Linked DNA regions of Homo sapiens: all the other regions are linked to region 2. A link is a contact called in ENCODE Hi-C or POLR2A ChIA-PET data. All regions are on one chromosome and are shown on one strand. Each heading gives the region's core, a stretch centred on a gene start or an enhancer-like site at or near the end of the contact. The rest is flanking DNA. Distances are from core to core; before and after follow the strand shown.

Evidence for each region. Hi-C counts contacts between places; a loop is a spot of excess contacts on that map. ChIA-PET counts read pairs that join two places held with the same protein, here RNA polymerase II (POLR2A). Pooled maps may share reads with other maps.
Region 1: a map of GM12878 shows a loop between it and region 2 (2.7-fold over the local background). The contact joins two enhancer-like sites. A Hi-C loop is called at or near these places in 1 of 168 maps with a recorded cell type or tissue (GM12878), 3 of 37 single-sample maps with no recorded cell type and 4 of 50 pooled maps.
Region 3: a map of chondrocyte shows a loop between it and region 2 (2.9-fold over the local background). The contact joins the promoter of LINC00377 here to the enhancer-like site in region 2. A Hi-C loop is called at or near these places in 1 of 168 maps with a recorded cell type or tissue (chondrocyte). POLR2A ChIA-PET finds 5 or more read pairs at or near these places in 1 of 52 experiments (GM12878).

The regions. Positions count from the first base shown.
Region 1 is chr13:79,810,700-79,813,721 of GRCh38, reverse strand. No RefSeq gene overlaps it. Among named protein-coding and RNA genes, the nearest start is that of LINC01038, 7.8 kb to the right of the region's middle. Within about 2 kb of position 1,526, at least 4 of the 41 ENCODE cell types and tissues checked have a DNase peak (open chromatin) inside an H3K27ac peak, as active enhancers do.
Region 2 is chr13:80,452,906-80,456,053 of GRCh38, reverse strand. No RefSeq gene overlaps it. Among named protein-coding and RNA genes, the nearest start is that of SPRY2, 110 kb to the right of the region's middle. Within about 2 kb of position 1,618, at least 2 of the 41 ENCODE cell types and tissues checked have a DNase peak (open chromatin) inside an H3K27ac peak, as active enhancers do.
Region 3 is chr13:81,016,761-81,020,123 of GRCh38, reverse strand. LINC00377 (long intergenic non-protein coding RNA 377) reads right to left here and starts at 1,733. Exons shown (of 4, transcript NR_125770.1): 1 at 1,664-1,733. RefSeq lists enhancers at 2,841-3,340, 3,341-3,363.

The sequences.
Region 1 (3,022 bases), core at 277-2,776, 640 kb after region 2:
CATGTGACTCAAAATTTTACTCCTAGATATCTACCAGGGAAGATGAAAACATACATCCACACAAAAACCCATACATGAATATTTATACCAGCATTATTCATAATAGCCAAAAGGTAGAAACAACCCAAATGTCTATCAACTGATCAATGACCAAACAAAACATTATACATCCATCCATACGATGAAACATTATTTGGCCATAAAAAGGAAGTACTGCAGCCAGGCGCAGTGGCTCATGCCTGTAATCCCAGCACTTTGGGAGGCCGAGGTGGGTGGATCACGAGGTCAGCAGTTAGAGACCAGCCTGGCCAGCATGGTGAAACCCCGTCTTTGCTAAAAATACAAAAAATTAGCCTGGCATGGTGGAGCAGGCCTGTAATGCTAGCTACTCGGGAGGCTGAGGCAGGAGAATTGCTTGAACCCGGGAGGCGGAGGTTGCAGTGAGCTGAGATCATGCCACTGCACTCTAGCCTGGGCGACAAAGTGAGACTCTGTCTCAAAAAAAAAAAAAAAAAGAAAAAAAAAGAGGAAGTACTACCACACGCTTTGACACGAATGAACCTTGAAAACATTATGTTAAGGGAAAGAAGGAAATTACATAAGACAAAGACTATGTATTATATAATTCCATTTACATGAAATATCCTGAACAGGCAAATCCATAAAGACAGAAGGCACTTCAGTGTTTGTCTGGAGATAGGAGGGATGGGGGGTAGTAGCTAAAAAATATGGGGCTTCTTTATGAGGTGATAAAAATGTTCTAATTTTGGCTGTGGTGATGGTGACATGTATCTGTGAATATACTAAAAACCTTTGAATTGTGCACTTTAAATGGGTGATTATATGATATGTGAACTATATGTTAATAAAGATGTTATTTTAAACTTTTCTTTACAAAAGTAGGATGTGCACCCCAATGGCACTGTAAACAATTTTCTCCCATAGCTATTCCATTTTCACACTACTTTCTTTCTAATTCCTATTTCTACTTCTCACTTCCATTTATCTTACACTTAGGTTTCATTTCCCCAGACCTACATTTCTGGTTCAATACCCTGCTTTTGAAACCTTCCTGTGAACCCTTTTAATGAGCTACAAGAGTTTTTCAACCTAAACTGTATGATGTTTACTGGCATTTAAGGTTTTACTTTCCTTACTTCTTCAGGTTAGGTACACCCTCTGTCAATCCTCAATACTAAGAAACCTCATCCAGAGAACAACTAGGGGAAGACCCCAGAGATTAATATGAGCTAAACACACAGTCTTTCCTGCTTATTCACATTAAACTACCATCCTTAAAATACACATTTGCATCTCACATATTTTAGCCACCAGAAATTTCCAGGAAATTTCTCTGTTTCTTACACTAACGGGTGTGGATCTAGTATCTTCCATCTTCAGATCTGTCTCAACTCAACAGTCTCTGAATATACAGAAAAGGCTCCTACTTTAGAATGGTAGTGAGGGAAACTGAAAGTGGCATTTCAGTTGAGTGAGAAGAAGCCAGCCATGCAAAGACCTGGGAGAAGAGCATCCCAGAGAGAGGGAACATCATGAATGACTGGCTGAATGCATGAACTAGAGATCCAAGGGGCATAGGAATCCAGAGAAAAAGGCAATCCCTCGAGACTAGGAATTGGAAACTTTGAAAGGCTTTTGCAAGTAGGTAAAACTGGAGCAGCATATTGGAAGAAAGGACCAGACTCAAACTCATTAAAGGAAAGGAAGGCATTCCAGGCAAGGAAGTGGAAACAAATGAATCTGGACTATACTACGTGAAACAGGTCAGGCAAAGCGAAGGTTGTTAGAGGATTGTTTCCTAAATATGACCAGCTCTGACCTTGGTTTCAGCTCTTTGAAATTCCAACACGACATCCTAAAATGGCAAAGAGTCCCATTTGTGCCCAGATTGGGTCACCGTTTCTGTGTGGCCTACACTTGTGCCTTATTACCTGCAAGAAACACTTGTTATTTTAGTTTTGCGGAGACAAAGAATACCACTTTCCATTGGGCTCTCTGGGTTGTAAAGAAACCAGTTCTCCCCACGTTGGCATTAGTATAGTGAAGTGCAGGATCTCTGAAAGAAGAAAGGGGCAAAACAAACTTAAGGTATCTCTTAAGTCTTCCTGAGGATAAAAGAAAGAACCAAGCTCATTATTTCCAGGGTAAAGTTAAAGTCCTAATCATCAATAGGAAAACTTTCCTCCTTTCAGAATTGTGTCCTTTGCTTCCTTTTTAGTCTCAGAAAAACTTTATTTTTCTAGAAACAGAGGGCAGAACAGCAACTTCCACTGTCTCCAGCCCTACAACTGATACTTTGCACTGAAAAAGTTACTTGCTTTAGTCAGACAAAGAACTATCTTTCTTCTGCTATTAACCATGGTTATTTAAGACTATATGTAAACGCAATACTGTTTTTAACACGATATTTGGAAAAGAAGATATGAAGAAGAATTAATCATGCAGAGAGGCAGAAAGTGATTTTTACTTAAAATTCACAATATCCATGTCATTTTCCCTGGGGGAGTTTATTTCAAATGCTACTTAGTAATTTTTCAAGACAGAAAATGATAAAGCCTGTCTGAGGGAGAAAAGGAGAACAAACTCCATTAATATCAACCCTCAGCCCCCACATATACCCCCACCTCAGGCCCCCATACTTCTGGCTGCCTTTCCCTTACAAGTGTATCTTTGCCTGGAAGCTAAGAGGTGGCAAGAGCATTTGTGGCTGAAAGATACTCTTATAGTTCACAGTAAGCATTCTTTGCATTCTTTAGATTTTTAAATACAGCAGCCTCAAGGGGAAGACCAAAGAAAGAGCTGCCCGTTTATTATATGAGGTGAGTAATAGTGGACAACAATAAAAAGAAAGAGGATTTCCGTGTCTTTTTTTTTTTTTTTTTAACCTCCCTTCTCTGTGGGGAGGTCAATTCCGGTTTGATAACCTGTGCATAGACCACGTGCAGTGGGTGGGAGTCATCTCAGAGACAGAAGAAAGGTGGATCAAAAGCATCTGCCATTT
Region 2 (3,148 bases), core at 369-2,868:
TATGTGTCTGTTCTTATGCTACTACCATGCTATTTTGATTTCTATAGCTTTGTAAGTATATTTTGAAGTCAGGTAGTGTGATGCCTCTAGCTTTGCTCTTTCTGCTTGGGATTGCTTTAGCTATCCAGGGTATTTTCTGGTTTCATGTGAATTTTAGGACTTTTTCTATTTCCGTGAAAAATGTCTTTGATATATTGATAGAAATTGCACTGAATCTGTAGATCCTTTAAATAGAATGGTTATTTTAACAATATTAATTCTTATAATCCATAAACATAAAATGTCTTTCCAATTTTTGTGTTGTCTTAGATTTCTTGTATCAGTATTTAGTAGTATTTTTTGTAGAAGTCTTCTACTTCCTTGGTGAAATTTATTCCAAGTTATCTATTTTTCTGGTAGCTATCGTAAATGAGATGGATTTTTTAAATCTAGCTCATTGTTACTGTACAGAAATACTGATTTTTTTTTTTTGAGATGGAATGTGGCTCTGTAACCCAGGCTGGAGTGCATTGGCACCATCCCAGCTCACTGCAGTCTCTGCCTCCCGGGTTCAAGCGATTCTCCTGCCTCCGCCTCCCAAGTAGCTGGGATTTACAGGCACCTGCTGCTGTGCTGGGCTAATTTTTGTATTTTTAGTAGAGACGAGGTTTCGCCATGTTGGCCAGGCTGGTCTCAAACTCCTGACCTCAGGTGATCCACCCGCCTCGGCCTCCCAAAGTACTGGGATTACAAGTGTAAGCCACCGTGCCCAGCCAAAACACTACTGATTTTTGTATGTTGATTTTGTGACCTGCAACTTTGCTGAATTTGTTTGCCATTTCTAAGAGGGTTGTTTTTTTTTTTTTCCAGTTTTATAATGTGTTGTTCTTTTTAAGTTCAGGGGTACATGTGCAGGATGTGCAGTTTTGTTACATAGGTAAACATGTGTCATGGAGGTTTGTTGTAATTTCATAACCCAGGTATTAAACCTAGTATCCATTAGTTCTTTTTCCTGACCGTCTCTCTCCTCCCACCCTCCACACTTCAATGGCCCCAGTGTGTGTTGTTCCCCTCTATGCATTGGTGTGTTCTCATTATTTAGCTCCCACTTATAAGTGAGAACATGCAGTATTTGGTTTTCTGTTCCCACATTAGTTTTCTAAGGATAATGGCCTCCAGCTCCATTCATGTCCCTGCAAAGGACATAATCTTTTTCTGGCTGCATAGTAATCCATGTTGCATATGTACACATTTTCTTTATCCAGTCTATCATTGATGGGTATTTAGGTTGATTCCATGTCTTTGCTATTGTAAATAGTGCTGCAGTGAACATACGTGTTCATGTGTCTTCATAATAGAACAATTTACATTCCTTCAGTTACATACCTACTAATAGGATTGCTGGGTCAAATGGTCTGTCTTTAGGTCTTTGAAGTATTGCCACACTGTCTTCCACAATGGGTGAACTAATTTACACTCCCACCAACAGTGTATAAAAGTGTTCCTTTTGCTCCACAGCCTTGCCAGCACCTGTTATCTTTTGACTTTTTAAAAACAGCCATCCTGACTAGTGTGAGATGGTATGTCATTGTGGTTTGTGGTTTGGATTTCCATTTCTCTAACCGTATTTTGATGAAGTTTTTAGGCTTTTCTATATATAACATTACATCATCTGAAAAAAGGAACAATTTGACTTCCTCTTTTTTCAATTTGAATGTCCTTTATTTCTTTCTGTTGCCTAATTGCTCTGGCTAGGATTTCCAGTACTATGTGAAATAAGAGTGGTGAAAGTGGCCATCTTTGTCTCATTCCAGTTCTTGGAAGACAAGTTTTCAGCTTTTCTTTGTTCAATATGGTGTGGTCTTGTTATATTTTGCCTTTTTGTGTTAAGGTATGTTCTTTCTGTATAATTTTTAAGAGTTTTCATCATGAAGGGATGTTGAATTTTATGAAATGCTTTTCTGAAATGTTTTTCTGCATCTATTGAGGTGATCATATGGTTTTTGTCCTTTATTCTGTTGATGTGATGCATCTTATTTATTGATTTGCACATGTCAAAACATCCTTGCATTCCTAGTAAAACTCCCACTTGATTGTGATATATAATCTTTTTGATGTGCTATTGGATTTGGTGTGGGAGTATTTTGTTGAGGATTTTTGCATCCGTGTTTATCAGTGATACTGGCTTGGCTTTACGGTTTCTTTTGTTGTTGCTGGTTTTTGTTGTTTTATGCTTTTGGTATCAGAGTAATGCTGGCCTGATAGAATGAGCTAGGAAGAATTTCTTCCTCTTCAATGTTTTGGAATAGTTTAAGAATTATTGTTAATACTTTTTAATGAGTTTGGTAGTATTCATCAAGGAAGCTATCCAGTGCTGAGCTTTTCTTTGTTGAAAGAACTTCTATTACTGGTTCAATCATATTACTTGTTATTGGTTGTTCAGGTTTTCTATTTCTTTGTGACTCAATCTTGGTAGGTTGTATGTGTCCCGAAATTTATTCATTTACTCTAGGTTTTCCAATTTTTCAGTGTATAGTTGTTCATAATAGATTCTCATGATCCTTTCTATTTCTGTGGTATCAGCTGTAATACCTCCTTTATTATTTCTGATTTTATTTGGGTATTCTTTTTTATTCTTAGTTTAGCTAATGGTTTGTTGGGATATTGTTTTTTCTTTTCATTTTGCTCATCTTTTTATGTTTTTAGTTTGTTTTGGTTAGTTCTGCTCTGATCTTTATTTCTTTCCTTCTAGTAATTGGGGTTTGGTTTGTTCTTTTCTTCTTGAGGTACATCATTAGGTTGGCTATTTGAAATCTTTCTACATTTATGATGTAGGTGTTTATTGCTATACACTTCCCTCTTAACACCACTTTTGCCATATTCCCTAGGTTTGGGGATGTTGTGTTGCTATTTTCCTTTGTTTCAAGACTTTTTATTTTCTTATTTTCATTGGCTTGTCATTCAGAAGCATGTTGTTTAATTTCCATAGATTTACACAGTTTTCAGTGTTCCTCTTGTCATTGGTTTCTAGTTTTATTCCACTGTGGTCTGAATACATAGAATAGGTACTTGATATAGTTTTGATTTTTTAAAAGTTGTTGAGACTAGTTTTGTGGCCTAACATGTGGTCTATCCTGGAGAATGTTTATGGTGATAAGAAGAATGTGTA
Region 3 (3,363 bases), core at 484-2,983, 560 kb before region 2:
TTTCACTTTTCTAAAGGATTAGATATGGATCTCATCCCATAGGATAATCAGAAAGCTTGATAAATCAGTGTTGTTTATATTCAAAGTATATTTGAGACTTCAGAGTTTATCAACTGCATAAGAGAATTAAATGAATAATTTTTCAGTTGATGTTAACATAATTTGTGGAAATCATCCTGTGTTCATATCATATGCAGTTTTTTAGGGGGTGGGGTTAATATTAATTAAACTGTATATGTAAAATTTGGGCTACATGCATTATCTCATTCAATCCCGACAACATCCGCATCAAATAAATATATTTTTCTTCTTTTCATGGATGTAGAAACTGGAATTTAAATAGGCTAATTAGTTAACTATCTTGGTTTATTAAATACTTAATTTGTGCCAGGAGCTTTCCTAAGCATTTTATACATGTTACCTAATGTTATGGCTACAACTAGTTAGGGAAATACACATACAGAGAGAGAGATAAACACACAGGGGGAAAATACATTTTACATCAGAGAGTTACCTGACCAAGTACTACACTTCTTTTGCTTTTCTCTAAGACCAACCCAATGCTAATTCCTTGACTTATCTATTTTTATTTACTAATGTGAAGCAGAGATTAGGTGTTCAATAATTTTGTTTTGAAAATATGACAAATGAATAGGAGAATGATAGAGATCTCAATTTATTTGAGATATCCCTATGTTTTACAATCAAAACTGAGTAAAGAGGTTTCCAAATTATGAACTATTTAATCAAAAAGTTATTTTTGAATTTTAATTTATGTGTGAGTACATATCTTTATCTGTTTTGGTTTACTCGTGTCTGCTTCCCCTGACACCATGATTTATAGATATAAGTGAAAGTAAGATATGAGTTATTATATGTGCACACTGAGATTGTGCAAATTGCATGTAGCTATGGATTAATATAGTTAGAGGTACGGAATTTTCTGTTCTTTTTGTACTCTACTGACAGATGGACCCACTGTTTTGCTGGAAAGTGGAGCCAATTTGTCTGGCTTTGAAGAAAACAGGAGAAAAGAGGATATACTGGGGACACTTTAATGACGGAGAAAGAGCAAGCCATTGGCCCAGCTAATAAAAGTTATTGCTAATATTTGTTTATCATGTATTAGATGCAAGTTTATACTGTTTATCACCATTTGATGTTTAAGTTTTGTTTACTGGAACTCAAAATTGAGGTGGAAGTAATGCTTTCTGAAAAAAATGAATTTAAAATGTTTACATCGTGGAAAGAAAAAGAACTCTGCGGACCTATCAGTTTGTTGGGGCTGCCATTTGAAAGTAAACCAATTCAGGTTGCTTGAACAACAGAAATTTACTTCCTCATAAATCTGGAGGCCAGAAGTCCAAGAGCAAGGTGCCAGCAGGGTTGGTTTTTCAGAGACCTCTCTTCTTGGCTTGTAAATGGCTGTCTTCTCCTTGTGCCTTTACATGGTCTTTCTTCTGTCTGTGTCTTAATCTTTTTTCTTCTAAGAATATCAGTCCTATTGGATTAGGCCCACATCAGTGACCTCATTTTACTTTAATCACCTTTTAAAAAATCTTGTCTTTAAATGAGGAGCTGAATGTTAGAAACTCAATATATGAATTTGGGGAAGGGGACAATTCAGCTTATAATAGGAGATGGTGTAAAGGTAAAGAATCACCTGGCTAAGTCATCTGCATTGTAGTACTCATCTTTTGATGTAGACAGGTACCTCAGTCTTAGTACTGTGGAGGGCATGGGAGAGGTAATTTCATAGCATCCTGTCTCTGCAAATCCCTCTTGAGAAAACTGTAGAGAAATATATTCAATTTAGGGAGAAAATTGACAATACATTATATTATTATTAATTCTAATAAAATAGGACATAGAAATGCATAAAATATTTAGTGAAGTATTTTAAATATATAAAAAGTAATTTATATTGTGTTTTAATCTAATCTGGCTAAAATTATTACTAAAAATATTGAAAAAATCAGTTTGAAGGAAATGTATACAGTCAACATTTTGTGACAAAAATGTTCATATCTATGTATTTTTGGACAATGACAGCTGCAATATTATCATAAATGTTTAGCAATTCCAAGCTTGAGGCAAACTCCACAGATAGAGTAACTGTAATTTATTAGGTGATGGAAAAGGAGAACATGATAGATTGACTTAATCTTTCATTCTACACTTTTCTATGTTTAAGCTCAAGAAGAATGCATCATAAATACCATATGTTTTCCTAACACCTTATACTACTAGTAGCTTTATTTTTTTTTAGTCTAATCTTTACTCTAGAGACTATTTTCAGTTGAGAATCTAATAAATATAAGTTTGAGAGGTATGTTAGCTAATTGTTCACTTTTAACTAAAACACTAGAGGGCACCCTTTCCTTCTGTTAGAACATGTCCTCCTCTTCTAAATTACATGCCGTGGAGACACAAAGGATTGCCAGGTAAAAACAATATTCATTTTATTTTGTATTTTTATGGACTTGCTTTTATATTTAACCGGTAATAATTTTGCAGATCCCAAAAGTCACAGCATATTATTTTAAATGATATTAAGATGATTTTTAACGGAAATGAATTCTAAGCCGGAAATGTCAGTGTCACAGAGCTAAAGAGTCAGATGTCTCCCTAGTGTCACGACAGTGAACAAAAATAAGTCTGTGTTTGGCATGACTTGTGGTGTTTATGTAGTATAATTTATCTTACATTTCTGTGTTTAGGATTAGGAATTATTCGTACTGAATGTGTATTCCTATTTTCTACGTTCTCAAATGAATAGCACACTACTGCTAGGTTAACCCAGTTTGAAACAAAATGCAAACAAGACTGACCTAGAGGAAAGAACAAAAGTTGAAAATTCAGTGAGGACCCACCAAATAACAATTGCCAATATTTATTTAGTGTCTGTTTTTGTCAATCACTTGTGTAAGCATTTTAATTACAATATTTAATTGATACTACATTGAGTCATTATTTACTATTTTCATTCTTATTCAATATAGAATAAAATATAGTATTATAAGAACAGATAAAATAACATGAAACATGTCTTTGAATTGTGCTTTCCCACATCAGAAACCTAGGGCAAAAGGGAGCTGCTACAGCTGCAATTTTGCCTGGGCAAGACTTGCCACCAGGGTCAGCTTGTGCTGACCTGGTCTGCATGTGCTATTACTGGGTTTACCAGCCTGCTCCCCTGAAATAGTGGTGCATCAAGATCCTCTCTGCTCTAACCTCAGGCTGAAATTCAGGCATTTGGAGCATCATTTGCCTAGACCATCAGCCTGAGGTGCCCCACTCTTCCTGGACATAAATCAAGGTATAGTGGGGCCCTCTCTGCTCCATGCTTAGACAGATCTCCAG